Linked DNA regions of Homo sapiens: region 2 is linked to region 1. Evidence: chromatin contacts called from ENCODE Hi-C or POLR2A ChIA-PET data. All regions are on one chromosome and are shown on one strand. The core of a region is the stretch at or near the end of the contact, and the rest is flanking DNA. Distances in the headings are between cores, read along the strand shown.

Region 1 (7,355 bases), core at 4,856-7,355:
CGGTTGCCTATAATCCCAGCTACTAGGGAGGCTGAGGCAGGATAATTGCTTGAACCTGGGAGCTGGAGGTTGCAGTGAGCCGAGATTGTGCCACTATACTCCAGCCTGGGCAACAGAGGGAGAGACTCTGTCTCAAAAAAAAAAAAAAAAAAGCAAAAAAAAAAAGAGAAAATTATCTAGGTATGGTGGCACATACCCGCAGTCCCAGCTACTTGGGAGGCTGAAGCAGGAGGATCACTTGAGCTCAAGAGTTTGAGGCTGCAATAAGCTAGAATGCCGCCACTACACTCTGGCCTGGGTGACTGAGACCCTGTTGTTAAAAAAAATAAATAAAAATAAATTTGTTTTAAAAAATTGTATTAAAAAACATAACAGTTTATCATCTTACCTATTAAGTGTGTAGTTAATTAATGTTAACTACATTCGCATTGTTCTGTGTCCAGCCATTTTTTATATGGAACATCTACAACCTACAAATCCATTGAAGCTTTAAGAGTATATACTTTCGGCCTTGCACAGTGTCTCATGCCTGTAATCCCAGCACTTTGGGAGGCGGAGGCGGGCGGATCACCTGAGGTCAGGAGTTTAAGACCAGCCTGGCCAGCATGGTGAAACCCCGTCTCTACTAAAAATACAAAAAATTAGCTGGGTGCAGTGGCATGCACCTGTAATCGCAGCTACTTGGGAGGCTGAGGTAGGAGAATCGCTTGAACCTGGGAGGCGGAGGTTGTGGTGAGCTAAGATCACACCATTGCACTCCAGCCTGGGCGACACAGCGAGACTCAGTCTCACAGGAAAAAAAAAAAAAAAAAAAAAGTATATGCTTTTTTTTCTTTCTTTCTTTTTTGTTAAGAGTATATAGTTTGGCTAAAAGTGGTGGCTCTCATCTGTAATCCTACCACTTTGGGAGGCTGAGGTGGTAGGATCACTTGAGCCCAGGAGTTTGAGACCAGCCTGGGCAACCTAGCAAGACATTGTCTCTACTAAAAATAAAAATAGTTAGCCAGGCGTGGTGGCACATGCCTCTGGTCTCAGCTGCTAGGAAGGCCGAGGCAGGAGGATTGCTTGAGCCTGGGAGGTCAAGGATGCACTGAACCGTGAGTATGCCACCATTCTAGCATGGGCAATAGAACAAGACCTTGCCTCAAAAAACCCCCAGTATATACTTTTTTCCCCTCTTCCCCACTATGAAATAAACTTATATAATATTTACTACAGAAGGCTAGAAAAATATGTAGAAAAAAATGGGGGCTGGTCTGAGTGTCTCACGCCTATAATCCCAGCACTTTGGGAGGCCAAGGTGGGCAGAACACTTGAGGTCAGTAGTTCGAGACCAGCCTGGCCAACATGGTGAAACCCTGTCTCTACTAAAAAGACAAAAATTAGCTGGGCATGGTGTCGCACATCTGTAATCCCAGCTACTTAAGAGGCTGAGGCAAGAGAATCGCTTGAACCTGGGAGGCAGAAGTTGCAGTGAGCCAAGATTGCACCACTGTACTCCAGCTTGGGCAACAGAGTGAGACAATGTCTCAAAAACAAAAAGCAAAAAATACAAATAAAAATAAGAGAAAAAAGCTAGGTGTGGTGGTGTGCACCTGTAGTCCCAGCTACTGGGGAGGATGAGGTGGGAAGATTGCTTGAACCTAGGAGCTTAAGGCTGCAGTGAGCTATGATGACACCACTGTGCTCCAGCCTGGGTGCCAGAGTGAGACCCTGTCTCTAAAAAAAAGAAAAAAAAAGGAAAGAAAAATATGTAGAAAAATGGTAAACTAGCCACTCCAATTTACCAGATAGATACAACCATTATTAATATTGAGACAGTTTTTTTTTTTTTTTTTTTAATAGAGATGAAGTTTCACTATGTTGTCTAGGCGGTCTCAAACTCTTGGGCTCATGTACTCCTCCCACCTTGGCAACCCAAAGTGCTGGGATTACAGGTGTGAGCCACCATGTCTGGTTCCTTCTGAGTCTTAAACTGTAATGCCTCTTATCTAAAATATGACCCATCCAAGATCTGATTTCTATCTTGGTTTCCCAGTTTCCTCCCAATAAGTGCATCATTTCTGGTTGGAAACAGTATAGCAAAAGAGTGATTGAAATACAATTTTTTTTTTTTTTGAGACAGAGTCTCACTCTGTTGCCCAGGCCGGAGTGCAGTGGCATGATCTCAGCTTGCTGCAGCCTCCGTCTCCTGGGTTCAAGCAGTTCTCCTGCCTCGGCCTCCCGAGTAGCTGGGACTACAGGCATGCGCCACCATGCTGGCTAATTTTTGTATTTTTAGTAGAGACGGGGTATCACCATGTTGGCCAGGTTGGTCTCGAACTCTTGACCTCATGATCCACCCACCTCAGCCTCCTGAAGATGCCCTCTGGTCACCTTCAGTGAACACTCTCACCTACACTTTTACTAACCATCTTTTAGGGTGGGTTGTTTCTACAGATGCTGGAGCCTATTTATTTTGTGCTGATGTTTTGCTACTGTTACCCGATATAAACTAAATTCAGCTAGGCCATAGAAACTACATAGTAACAGCCGGGCGGGTGGCTCACGCCTGTAATCCCAGCACTTTGGGAGGCTGAGGTGGGTGGATTGCCTGAGGTCAGGAGTTCAAGACCAGCCTGGCCAATATGGTGAAACCCCGTCTCTACTAAAAATACAAAAATTAGCCAGGCGTGGTGGCAGACGCCTGTAATCCCAGCTACTTGGGAGGCTGGGGCAGGAGAATCGCTTGAACCTGGGAGGTGGAGGTTGCAGTAAGCCGAGATCGCACCACTGCACTCCAGCCTGGGCGACCAGAGTGAGACTCTGTCTCAAAAAAAAAAAAAAAAAAAAGAAAAAAGAAACTACATAGTACTTTAAACAGAGAACATTTAATAGGTTATAAACTATAACTGGGGATTCGAGTAACAAGGAATTGGCTAGTAAGAAGTAAAGAGATCTCTAAGAAATATAGAAATAGATACAGGAATCAGCTGAGTTAGAATGTACAAGGAAGAGGGTCCCTAGGGCAGAGTTCCAGACCTTGCTGGAGATGGCATGGCCATGGCTGACTGATTGGCAGCCATTGCTCTGAAGGGGAAGATACAGAAGGGAGGGCTCAGATTCATACTGGGACAAACAGACTTACACATTCATATTTGTTAGGATTCTTCAGTTATATGTGATAGAAACTAAAACTAGCTTAAGCAAAAAGAGACTCTATTAATTGGCTCAAGAAACTGAAAAGTCCAGGGGATAAATCAAGTATGGTTTAATCTGTATGGAAAATCTCAAATCTCAGTGTTGTTAGATATCTACCTCTTTACTGTCTTAGATCTGGTTTCCTCTGTATTTGCTTCCTAAGAAGGCAGATTCTGTATAAAAAGTGGCAGTAATAGGCCACCAACGGTGTCAGTCTTACATCCCACCAGCTTAGCAATTTTAGGATTCACAAGAGTCTTGGAGTTGAGACTTTTTGTCCTGGTTTGACTTGTGGGCCTTTGCTTGGATTCATGAAGGGAATAGAATGTTTCAGTTGGTTAAGCTTGGATGACATGCTCACAGGCAGTGCCCACCAGGTCACATAGATTCGAAAGATGGGGAGAGGTTTATTGCTTAAAGGAAAATGGGGGTGCTGTTACCAGAGGAAGGGGAAAATACGTATTGGGAATTCAAAAGCAGCAGATGTCCACTGTGCTATCTCTGTAACTCCCCTGTGTACCTCTCTTTAAATTTATGTTTTGAAAAGGGCTGGCCACTAATGTGTGGCGAAAACATTTTATGTTTCTTAAAAAAACCCTGAGAAACCAAAAAGCACCTTAAGTATTAGCTCTTTTTTTCTCCCACTGTCTAACTCCTACACGTCTTTAAGATCTAGCTCAAATCTCTTGTATATGGGTAAAAGATTCTCTCCTGAATTCTTAGAGCCTTTATTGTCTGTATCATGCATTTGGCTATTAATGATCTTGTATCATCTTTTGCGTTGTGGTCTTTAGCTACTATTTGAAATCGCGTAGCACTTAGTGAATTTTCAGTTCCTGGAGGCCAGAGACTTACCTTAGTTTTTGTCCCCTATACCTTACAATACCGTAAAGTTACAAAGCAATTAGTAGATCATGATTGGATTGATTTTAAATGACACACAAGTGATCGATTTCTTGTTTGGGTACCATATGTCTCAGAAAAGCAATTCACCTTCTTATGTTGGTTGATGAAAAGATTTATAGTTAAATTTGTGAAATATTGAATATTTCTGGCTGACTACAAGTATAGAAACTCTTTTCTTTTTTGAAACAGGGTCTCACTCTGTTATGACTCAGGCTGGCGTGCAGGGGCAAGAACACACCTCACTGCAGCCTTGACCTCCTGGGCTTAGGTGATCCTCCTACCTCAGCCTCCTGAGTAGTTGGGACCGTAGACTCAAGCAACCATGCCTGGCTAATTTAAAAACAATTTTTTTTTTTTTTTTTTTTTGTAGTGACAGAGTCTTGTCAGGTTGCTTATACTGGTCTTGAACTCCTAGGCTCAAGTGATCCTGCCACCTTGTCCTCACAAGGTGTTGGAATTATAGACATGAGCCGCTGTGCCTGGCCAGAAACTCTTAAGAATTTTCAATTTGTGAACTTGTGTAGATATGAACAAGTCATGTGCCAGAACAAAAACCATTAGCTGTCTCTTGGATAGTATGTGTCACTCTGAACTTTGGAACAAATGAATATAGAAGTAGTCTTTTAGGACCTAATCAGATCATACGTAGAAGTACTTCTAGTTTTAATTGCCTGAGACTCATGGCACTTAAAAGTCTGTAGGAGGCTGGGTGCAGTGGCTCATGCCTAATGCCAGCACTTGGGGAGGCTGAGCTGGGAGGATCGCTTGAGGCCAGGAGTTTGAGACTAGTGTGGTCAACATAGTGAGACCCTGGGCTGTATTAAAAAATTAGCCAGGTGTGGTGGCACACACCTTTAGTCTTAGCACTTTGGGAGGTTGATGTGGGAGTATGGGAGGATCCCTTGAGCCCAGGTGTTGAAGGCTGAAGTGAACTATGATTGCACACTGCATTACAGCCTGGTCAACAGAGTGAGACCCTGTCTTAGGGGAAAAAAAAAAAATAGGAAAAGAGAGACTCATGAAGCATTGACTCTGATTTTTTGAGGAGCAAATATTTTTTAGATAAATGGTAAGAAAGAGACTGTATTATCAGTGAAGCATCCTATAGAACTTTTTCCAAGTTAATAGGGAATTTTGATGTTACCTTTTTTTTCTTTTAATTATTATTATTATTTTTGAGATGGAGTCTTGGTCTGTCACCTTGGCTGGAGTGCAGTGGTGTGATCTCGGCTCACTGCAACCTCTGCCTCCCGGGTTCAAGTGATTCTCCTTCCTCAGCCTCCCTTGTAGCTGGGATTACAGGTGTGCACCACCACACCCAGCTAATTCTTTTGTATTTTTAGTAGAGATGGGGTTTCACTATGTTGGCTAGGGTGGTCTTGAACTCCTGACCTCAAATGATCTGTCCACCTCGGCCTCCTAAAGTGCTGGGATTACAGATGTGAACCACTGCACCCAGCCTGATGTTACTTTCTTAATACAAATAACTTTCTTCCCATTGTACACTAGCATGAGGGAGAAAAATTAAGGAAGGTGTCAGCAGCATAATTAATGCTTATTCATATGACACCCAGAAAGATAAAAATTACCAAGCAAATAAATGAGTGAGTAAATTGGCATTATTTATACTCATCATTCTTGACTGAGAATATTACATTGTCATTCCATAGGGCAGAATCTTAGATTAGGATTCCAAAAATGTTTAGGTTAAGAAGGTAGGCAATCAAGAGTTTTTTCATCTCAGAATAGTTTGCCAGTTTAATTTTGGTTAAGTTGTATTATTAGTTTGAAATTTGGGCTGGGCGTGGTGGCTTATGCCTGTGATCCCAGCACTTTGGGAGGCCGAGGTGCGAGGATCACTTGGGCCCAGGAATTTGAGACCTGGGCAACGTAGAAAGACTTGTGTCTACAAATAATAAAAAAAAATTAGCCAGGTGTGGCTGTGCATGTCTATGGTCCCAGCTACTTGGGAGGACGAGGTGGGGGAATTGTTTGAGCTCAGGCAGTTGAGGCTACAGTGAGTCATGATTGCGCCATTGCACTCTAGCCTGGGCAACAAGGGAAGACCCAGCCTCAAACAAACAAACAAAACGCACACACACACACACAAAAGCAAGCAAGAAAGAAATTTGTTCAGGTTGAGATCAAATATAGGGGCTAAATATATTTGCAGACTTTTGGAGTCTAACTTAGAGATAATTTTGTAGTCCATACTATAAAACATTGCACAGCTACTCCTAAGGGCAGACCTTAGGGTATAAATATTTCAAAAATTTTATCTAAGAAATTGGATATCGTTCCCTGAATTGTGGTACGACTTATTAATGTTGAACTGTCTCTGGTATTAAAAAGCACCACCAGCTTGGACATGTAGGGCCTGTTTAGTTTTCTCTTCTCTTTTTATGTACAGCTTTCATGATACTGGCTTAAATTTGATACATAGAAAGAGGGAAGAATACAGTCTTTTCTTTGATAGTTGTATTTCTTATCTAACAGCTTTCCAACAAAGTGACACATTTAAAGCTGTGTTTCAGAGCCTTTTAGAGTTGAAAAAGCAGTAAGAGAGAGGGCATTCTTCTCTCAGGGTGGTAAATCAGATTTAGACAACTTTAAATATAGCTCATATTTTGATAAATCTTGCCAAGGTTGTGGTTCTTGGAAAACAAATCAAGTTAGGCAATTCACCAGGGAGGAAACATTTAGTTTTGTGGGTATGCAGTTTTGGTATAGTCAGCCAAAAGATACATCTGCAGGATGCAGTTTTTTTTTTTTTTAACTGCCTTGAATTTTGCAGATTCATGGCTTCAACATGCCTCAGAAGCACTTGCATTTCATTTTTCTGTAATTGATTTTTCAGCTGTGGATTGTTTCCAGTCCTTTCACTGAGCATATCACCTTACATGTAGGGTTCCATCTAGTGGTAAAAGTGGTAATTGTATACTGTGAGTAGGTTATACAAATTATTATTTTTTTAGTATTACTAGATTGATAAATTTATGCCACTTTGACATGATAGGCCACAATCCACCTGATTGATACTCATTTGGCACACTCTTCTCAATTCTGTTCACTGAGTTATATCTTGAGTTAGGATGAAAATAATGCAGCTTTCAGGCTTTAAAGTGACTAAATTTAAACTGCTAAGAGTCCTGACATTGTCTGCACAAGACAGCATTTTCTGTCACTTACAGAAAGTTACGTTTGGCATGTCAAGAAAAAAAGAAACATAATCCCAAAGCAGCAACCATTTAAAATAAGACTGCCACAAG
Region 2 (6,672 bases), core at 2,635-5,134, 180 kb before region 1:
GCATAGCAAAACCCCCATCTCTTGGAAGAAAGAAAGAATTTTCCCTATATCCAGAGTAGCAGGATTGAAATCCTTTAAAATATTCTTTGACTCTAGTACCCCTTGAAACGTTACAGAGCAGCCAGCGGCGGACAATCCTTGAAATGCTCCTGGGTTTCTTGAAGCTGCAGCAGAAATGGAGCTATGAAGACAAAGGTGAGGTTGCCTTCCATTGCAGTGCTCTGGGGACTGTTGAACACTTCAGCCTATAAAGGATAGCAGGGCAAAGAGTGCTGTGGAAAAGTAGTCTAGAACAGTGGTCCTATTCTGAGGTTGTAGCACAAGAGAACACTTAACAGATGAGATGGATGAGATCTGTTTATTTTTCTCAGTGTGCTTTCTGGATACCCAATGGATTAAGCTCTTTAAATCTGCCCCAGGAGGCGGGGCATGGTGGCTCACACCTATAATCCCAGCACTTTGGTAGGCTAAGGCAGGCGGAAAACTTGAGGTTAGGAGTTCGAGACCAGCCTGGCCAATATGGTGAAACCCTGTCTCTACTAAAAATACAAAAATTAGCCAGGCCTGTTGGCACATGCCTGTAATTCCAGCTACTCGGGAGGCTGAGGCAGGAGAATGGCTTGAACCTGGGAGGCAGAGGCTGCAGTGATCCGAGATTACGCCACTGCACTCCAGCCTGGGCAACAGAGGCCTTGTCTCAAAAAAAAAATCTACCCCAGGTTGGCTGTGTATCACAGCTTAGTCAGGGATATGGAATGCAGTGGCTTCCTTCTAACCTGGCCTCTGTCTCTTCCCTAGATCAAAGGCCTCTGAATGGCTTCAAGGACCAGCTGTGCTCACTGGTATTCATGGCTCTAACAGACCCCAGCACCCAGCTTCAGCTTGTTGGCATCCGTACACTGACAGTCTTGGGTGCCCAGCCAGGTACATCTTAAGGGAAAGAGAAGAGGAAAATATTGGTCCTTTTCTTGTAAGACTGCCTTGGTGAAAAGCAGCCTTACTATCCTCTTCTTACTGCAACTCTGGATGATTTGGGATTTCTAATAAGAGCTTAGAAGGGTTGTGATGGCTGCAGGGGAAGAAAGATGAGATTCATGTTCCCTTCTAACTACAGATCTCCTATCTTATGAGGACTTGGAGCTGGCAGTGGGTCACCTGTACAGACTGAGCTTCCTGAAGGAGGATTCCCAGAGTTGGTGAGAATTTAAAGCAATGAGATAGAGCAAGCTGTTCCCTGCCTCTGTATTGGCAGCAAAAGATCAAGCTAGGACCAGGGCTCTGTGCTTCTGACCCTTGGCTCTCCTTAGGGGAGGTGAGCTCTGTGTTAGACTCTGGCTGCTAACCAGTTGGAGAGATGTAGGACTGCTCTCTTCTTAGGCTTTAAGAAGCCCTGTCCAACTCAGTGGTGTAGGTACTTGAGTTCTGCTCTTTAGCAAGGAGGCGTTGGGAGCTCACACTCCTGAATCTGCCTAATATCAGACGTAGGCAAGAGAGCTGTGAGCCCAGGCTCAGCCAATGCTTATCTGCTCTGCGCCTCCAGCAGGGTGGCAGCACTGGAAGCATCAGGAACCCTGGCTGCTCTCTACCCTGTGGCCTTCAGCAGCCACCTCGTACCCAAGCTCGCTGAGGAGCTGCGTGTAGGTATGTGTCTCTAATCCTCTGTGGCCCATCCCTTTCCAGCAAGGCTTTGGGGCCTTCGTGCTTCCTATCACACAGTAAACCTTTGTCTCATGGGTTGCTTTCAGGGGAGTCAAATTTGACTAACGGAGATGAGCCCACCCAATGCTCCCGGCATCTGTGCTGTCTGCAAGCCTTGTCAGCTGTATCAACACATCCCAGCATCGTCAAGGAGACACTGCCTCTGCTGCTGCAGCATCTCTGGCAAGTGAACAGAGGTAACTACTAGGAATAACCACCAACGGACTGGGCTGAATAGGGAGCTGTAGTCTCTAAGGCAGTGGTTCTAGCTGTAGCTATACATAAGAGTAACAGAATCAACTCTTTTAAAAGAAAAAAAAAATACTGATGCCTGCGTCCAACTGAATCAGTCTCTGAGGAGGGATGGGACTTAGGCAACAGTACTATTAAGAGTACCCGGCCAGGGCCGCTGCTCTTGCCTGTAATCTCAGCACTTTGGGAGGCCGAGGCCAGCAGATCACTTGAGGTCAGGAATTTGAGACCAACTTAGCCAACATGGAGAAACCCAGTCTCTACTAAAAATACAAAAAATTAGCTGGGCATGGTGGCATGCGCCTGTAATCCCAGCTACTGGGGAGGCTGAGGCAGGAGAATCTCTTGAACCCACAAGGCGGAGGTTGCAGCGAGCTGAGATTGCGCCACTGTACTCCAGCCTGGCCAGCCTGGGCAATAGAGTGAAACTCTATCTCAAAAGAAAAAAAGGGTTGGGCGCAGTGGCACATGCCTATAATCCCAGCACTTTGGGAGGCTGAGGCGGGTGGATCACAAGGTCAGGAGTTTGAGACCAGCCTGACCAACATGGTGCAATCCCGTCTCTACTAAAAATTATCTGGTCATGGTGGCAGGCGCCTGTAATCCCAGCTACTCAGGAGGCTGAGGCAGGATAATCGTTTGAACCTGGGAGGCGGAGGTTGCAGTGAGCCAAGATCATGCCATTGCACTCACACCTGGGCAAACAGGGTGAAACTCCATCTCAAAAAAGAAAAAAAAAAGTGCCGGGCTGGGTGTGGTGGCTCATGCCTGTAATCCCAGCACTTTGGGAGGCCAAGGCTGATGGATCACTTGAGCTCAAGAGTTTGAGACCTAACCAGCCGATGCAACATGGCGAAACCGCATCTCTACAAAAAATACAAAAATTAGCCAGGAGCAGTGGCATGCACCTGTAGTCCCAGCTACTTGGGAGGCTAAGGCAGGAGAATCACTTTGAGCCCGGGAGGCAGAGGTTGGAGCAAGCCGAGATCGCTCCATTGCACTCCAGCCTGACCTGGGCAACAGGAGTGAAGCCCTGTCTCCAAAAAAAAAAAAAAAAATTACCTAGGTAATTTTCATGTGGGATCTGAATTGAGAGGCATCACCCTAAGGCCGTGGTGCTCAAAAGATGGTCTGTTAACCAGCAGCATGGGTGACATCTGGGAGCTTGTTAGAAGTGCAGAATCTCAGGCCCTCACTGATCAGAATCTGCATTTTGACAGTGTACCCTGGTAACTCGTAGACTGTTGAGTTTGAGAAGCACTGCTCCAATGCAAAAGTGACAGCAGCCTGCCCTGTGGGTAGATTCAGGCCCACTGTGGTTGATCCAGCAGCTGTTACATAGTAGAATGAATACTAGACTTGGATTATAACTTGGGCTTGATTCCTGACTTTGCACTTCCTGTGACCCTGGAAAAGCCACTGATCATGTATTTCATTGTGCCTCCATGTCCTTCTCTATAGAGTGAGGGAAATGATACTTCTAAGGTTGTTATGAAAAATAAGGAGAGAATATATACAAGTGCTTCTGCTGCAGAGCCTGGGACAGAGCAAGTCTCAACTATGAAGTCTGAATAGATCAGAAAGAACAGCCAGGAGAATAAAGTGACTCAGCTTTTTAATAAGGCACTCTTGGTCCCTTCAGTCACTCTTCTTTGTTCCTCTCATCTGCTGTGTAATTGGAAACACCTGAAAGTGCTTTTAAGCAAACCTTACAGAGAACACTTTCTCATCAACAGGGAATATGGTTGCACAATCCAGTGACGTTATTGCTGTCTGTCAGAGCCTCAGACAGATGGCAGAAAAATGTCAGCAGGACCCTGAGAGTTGCTGGTATTTCCACCAGACAGCTATACCTTGCCTGCTTGCCTTGGCTGTGCAGGCCTCTATGCCAGGTAACTTTCCACCTCTCCTTCCTGGCCTTTGGGAACTTTGCCCTCTGCTGGTGTTGAACAGCACCACCCTCTGGGTATTGGTGGTACTGTATTTTGTACCATCAGAGGTTTATTTTCAATCCTTTGTCCTCAGAGTGAGATTTCACTTCATAGCAAAGGGTGCCACCCTGACCAGTGGCAGGAACCAAAATCCACTAGTGTTAGCAACATTCAAAAGAATGCACACCTTTTCCCCATGAAGTGCTATGTGATTAGTTTACTTAGAATTGGACTCTGGAGTCAAGCCCACCTGGTTGGGTTTTATCCTCAACTCTACCACTTGCTAACTTAGGTGAAGATATTCAGCCTTTCCACGCTTCAATTTCCTCACTTGTAAGATGGAGATAAAGAGTACCGTCTAGGCTGGCGCCATGGTTCACACCTGTAATCCCAGCACTTCAGGAGGCCAAGATGGGAGGATCACTTGAGTCCAGGAGTTTGAGACCAGCCTGGGCAACACAGGGGACCCTGTTTCTACAAATAGTCAGACATAGTGGTGCACACCTATAGTCCCAGCTGCTCAAGAGGCTGAGGTGGGAGGATCACCTGAGCCCAGGAGTTCAAGGCTGCAGTGAGGCATGATTGTGCCTCTGCACTCGAGCCTGGGTGACAGAGCGAGATCCTGTTCCTGTCTCAAAAAAAAAAAAAAAAAAAACTGTTTCACAGGGTAGTTGGTAAGGATTAAATAAGTTAGTGTATAGTACCTGCCACATAGGAAGTACTCAGTGTATGATAGTTGCTATAAATAATAAGGACCCATGAAGATAAATCTATGTTTTTAATTTTTTCAGAGACCAACATTACTATTTTTTTTTCCTTGCATCTCCAGGGACACCAGGGACAACATTTCTATTTCTTATGTTAAGAATGTTCATCTTAGCTATCCCTCTTTCCCACTGTTGGCCTAGTCTAAAGACTGTGCAGAGTTCTCAGGAGCGCTCTGTGGCCCCAGGTCAGACCACTCCTGTTTCTGGTGCCCTGATTCTCAGGACTATAGCACTACCAGAGACCAGATTAAGAACTGCTGTCGTGGCTAGAGTCAAGCCCCAGAGTCAGTGATGCTGACAGAACCCAATCATTCATTTCTTGAACCCGTCATGGTCTTGTGATTGTGTGCATGTGTGTGTGTTTTGCAGAGAAGGAGCCCTCAGTTCTGAGAAAAGTACTATTGGAGGATGAGGTGTTGGCTGCCATGGTGTCTGTCATTGGCACTGCTACAACCCACCTGAGCCCTGAGTAAGTATAATCATGGATGTGGCTTGAACCCAGGGAGAAGGATAGCATTCTTAGGAAGAAGCAACAGGTAGCTGCCTTGTCAGCTGTCCTTTTACCTATATGTAAATGTGGTGCAGTTAATCGTCTTGTAAGTTTTGTTGACAAAACAAAAGGAAGGGGCTCTTAGCACCATGGACTATGAGGGTGGGAAGCCAGGGCCAGTGGTTCTTAGCCGCAGATGTGCTTAAGAATTACCTGTAGAGCATTTTAAAATATACCTTGACTTCCCAGATGGGAACCTGAATGGAAATGATTACTGGCACATATGTGCCAAATTAATATTTGTTCAATGCATGAATGATCAGGGCATGTCCCATTGACGTGGTGATCCTAATTCAAACCCTAGGTTGAAAAGCACGTCTGTGGAGGAGAGGGCTGCTTTAGAATCCTAGCTCCTTGGTCATACCTAGTACTCTGCCCCCAGGTTAGCTGCCCAGAGTGTGACACACATTGTGCCCCTCTTCTTGGATGGCAACGTGTCCTTTCTGCCTGAAAACAGCTTCCCGAGCAGATTCCAGCCATTCCAGGTAACAGTCTTAGAACTTACATCCTTCAAGCTGGTTTTTTTTTAGGGCTAATCTGGAATGGGTAGAGGGGCAGACAAGCTTATTGCTGGCAGGCTTGATCGGGCTCTCCTTCCTTTATAGGATGGCTCCTCAGGGCAGAGGCGGCTGATTGCACTGCTTATGGCCTTTGTCTGCTCCCTGCCTCGAAATGTAAGTGAGCACATTTGGGAAGTACTGTTATTTAACCTTGACAAGGTGACTCCGGGCTGAAATTTGCCACAGGCTAAGCTGATCTTTTACTTCCCCCACCAGAGAAGTTAGTTCTCATCCGTCCCGGTCCCTGCTGCCACTATGTACTGGTTCTCTTGGAGTTCAAGTGTTCTCTGGGTCCATTACATGGCCAGGTTTTCTGTAGGTGGAAATCCCTCAGCTGAACCAACTCATGCGGGAGCTTTTGGAACTGAGCTGCTGCCACAGCTGCCCCTTTTCTTCCACCGCTGCTGCCAAGTGCTTTGCAGGACTCCTCAACAAGCACCCTGCAGGTACTGAGATCAGACTATGTAAGGAGCCTCCCAGAATCAACTACCCATGAAATCTTATAGCTCAGTACTCATTCTCTTTTTAAAAGGAGCTTGCTAATAACATTAACAGGGCTTCAACTGCTCAAGCACTGTCCTGGGACTGCCCGTGGGAAAAGCGTCAAGACCACAGTTGGGCAGAGCTTTATAGTACCTAAGAAGAGAAGGGAGCACAAAGAGTCTAGTTCTGCCGTCCTACTCCCTACAGTGGGGCTAGTGTGGATAATTCTTTATTGGAAGTAGATGACCCTCTCTTTTCAAATGGCAGCACCTCTGTATTATGAGAATACCAGGCTCTTATGCAGGTGTCCAATCATTTTGTCCACAGGCAAAAATGATATTTTCCCTTTCTAACAGCTTCTCAGGGAGCTCTGCACTTAAAGTGATTTGCATTTCATTGCTAAAGGGAAAATGTGTAGCCTTTATGTCAGC

Evidence for each region. A loop is a pair of places that touch in the nucleus more often than their neighbours do. ChIA-PET counts read pairs that join two places held with the same protein, here RNA polymerase II (POLR2A). Pooled maps may share reads with other maps.
Region 2: a pooled map shows a loop between it and region 1 (2.3-fold over the local background). The contact joins two enhancer-like sites. A Hi-C loop is called at or near these places in 1 of 50 pooled maps. POLR2A ChIA-PET finds 5 or more read pairs at or near these places in 4 of 52 experiments (PC-9, activated B cell, activated CD4-positive, alpha-beta T cell and 1 more).

What each region holds. Positions count from the first base shown.
Region 1 is chr10:97,278,317-97,285,671 of GRCh38, reverse strand. All of the region lies in intron 1 of ARHGAP19 (Rho GTPase activating protein 19), which reads left to right. All of the region lies in intron 1 of ARHGAP19-SLIT1 (ARHGAP19-SLIT1 readthrough (NMD candidate)), which reads left to right. Among named protein-coding and RNA genes, the nearest start is that of ARHGAP19, 11 kb to the left of the region's middle. Within about 2 kb of position 6,105, at least 7 of the 41 ENCODE cell types and tissues checked have a DNase peak (open chromatin) inside an H3K27ac peak, as active enhancers do.
Region 2 is chr10:97,461,028-97,467,699 of GRCh38, reverse strand. It overlaps MMS19 (MMS19 cytosolic iron-sulfur assembly component), which reads left to right. Exons shown (of 31, transcript NM_022362.5): 14 at 117-195; 15 at 799-924; 16 at 1,115-1,196; 17 at 1,541-1,641; 18 at 1,746-1,895; 19 at 3,687-3,842; 20 at 5,018-5,117; 21 at 5,581-5,683; 22 at 5,804-5,872; 23 at 6,078-6,204. Among named protein-coding and RNA genes, the nearest start is that of ZDHHC16, 18 kb to the right of the region's middle. Within about 2 kb of position 3,884, at least 13 of the 41 ENCODE cell types and tissues checked have a DNase peak (open chromatin) inside an H3K27ac peak, as active enhancers do.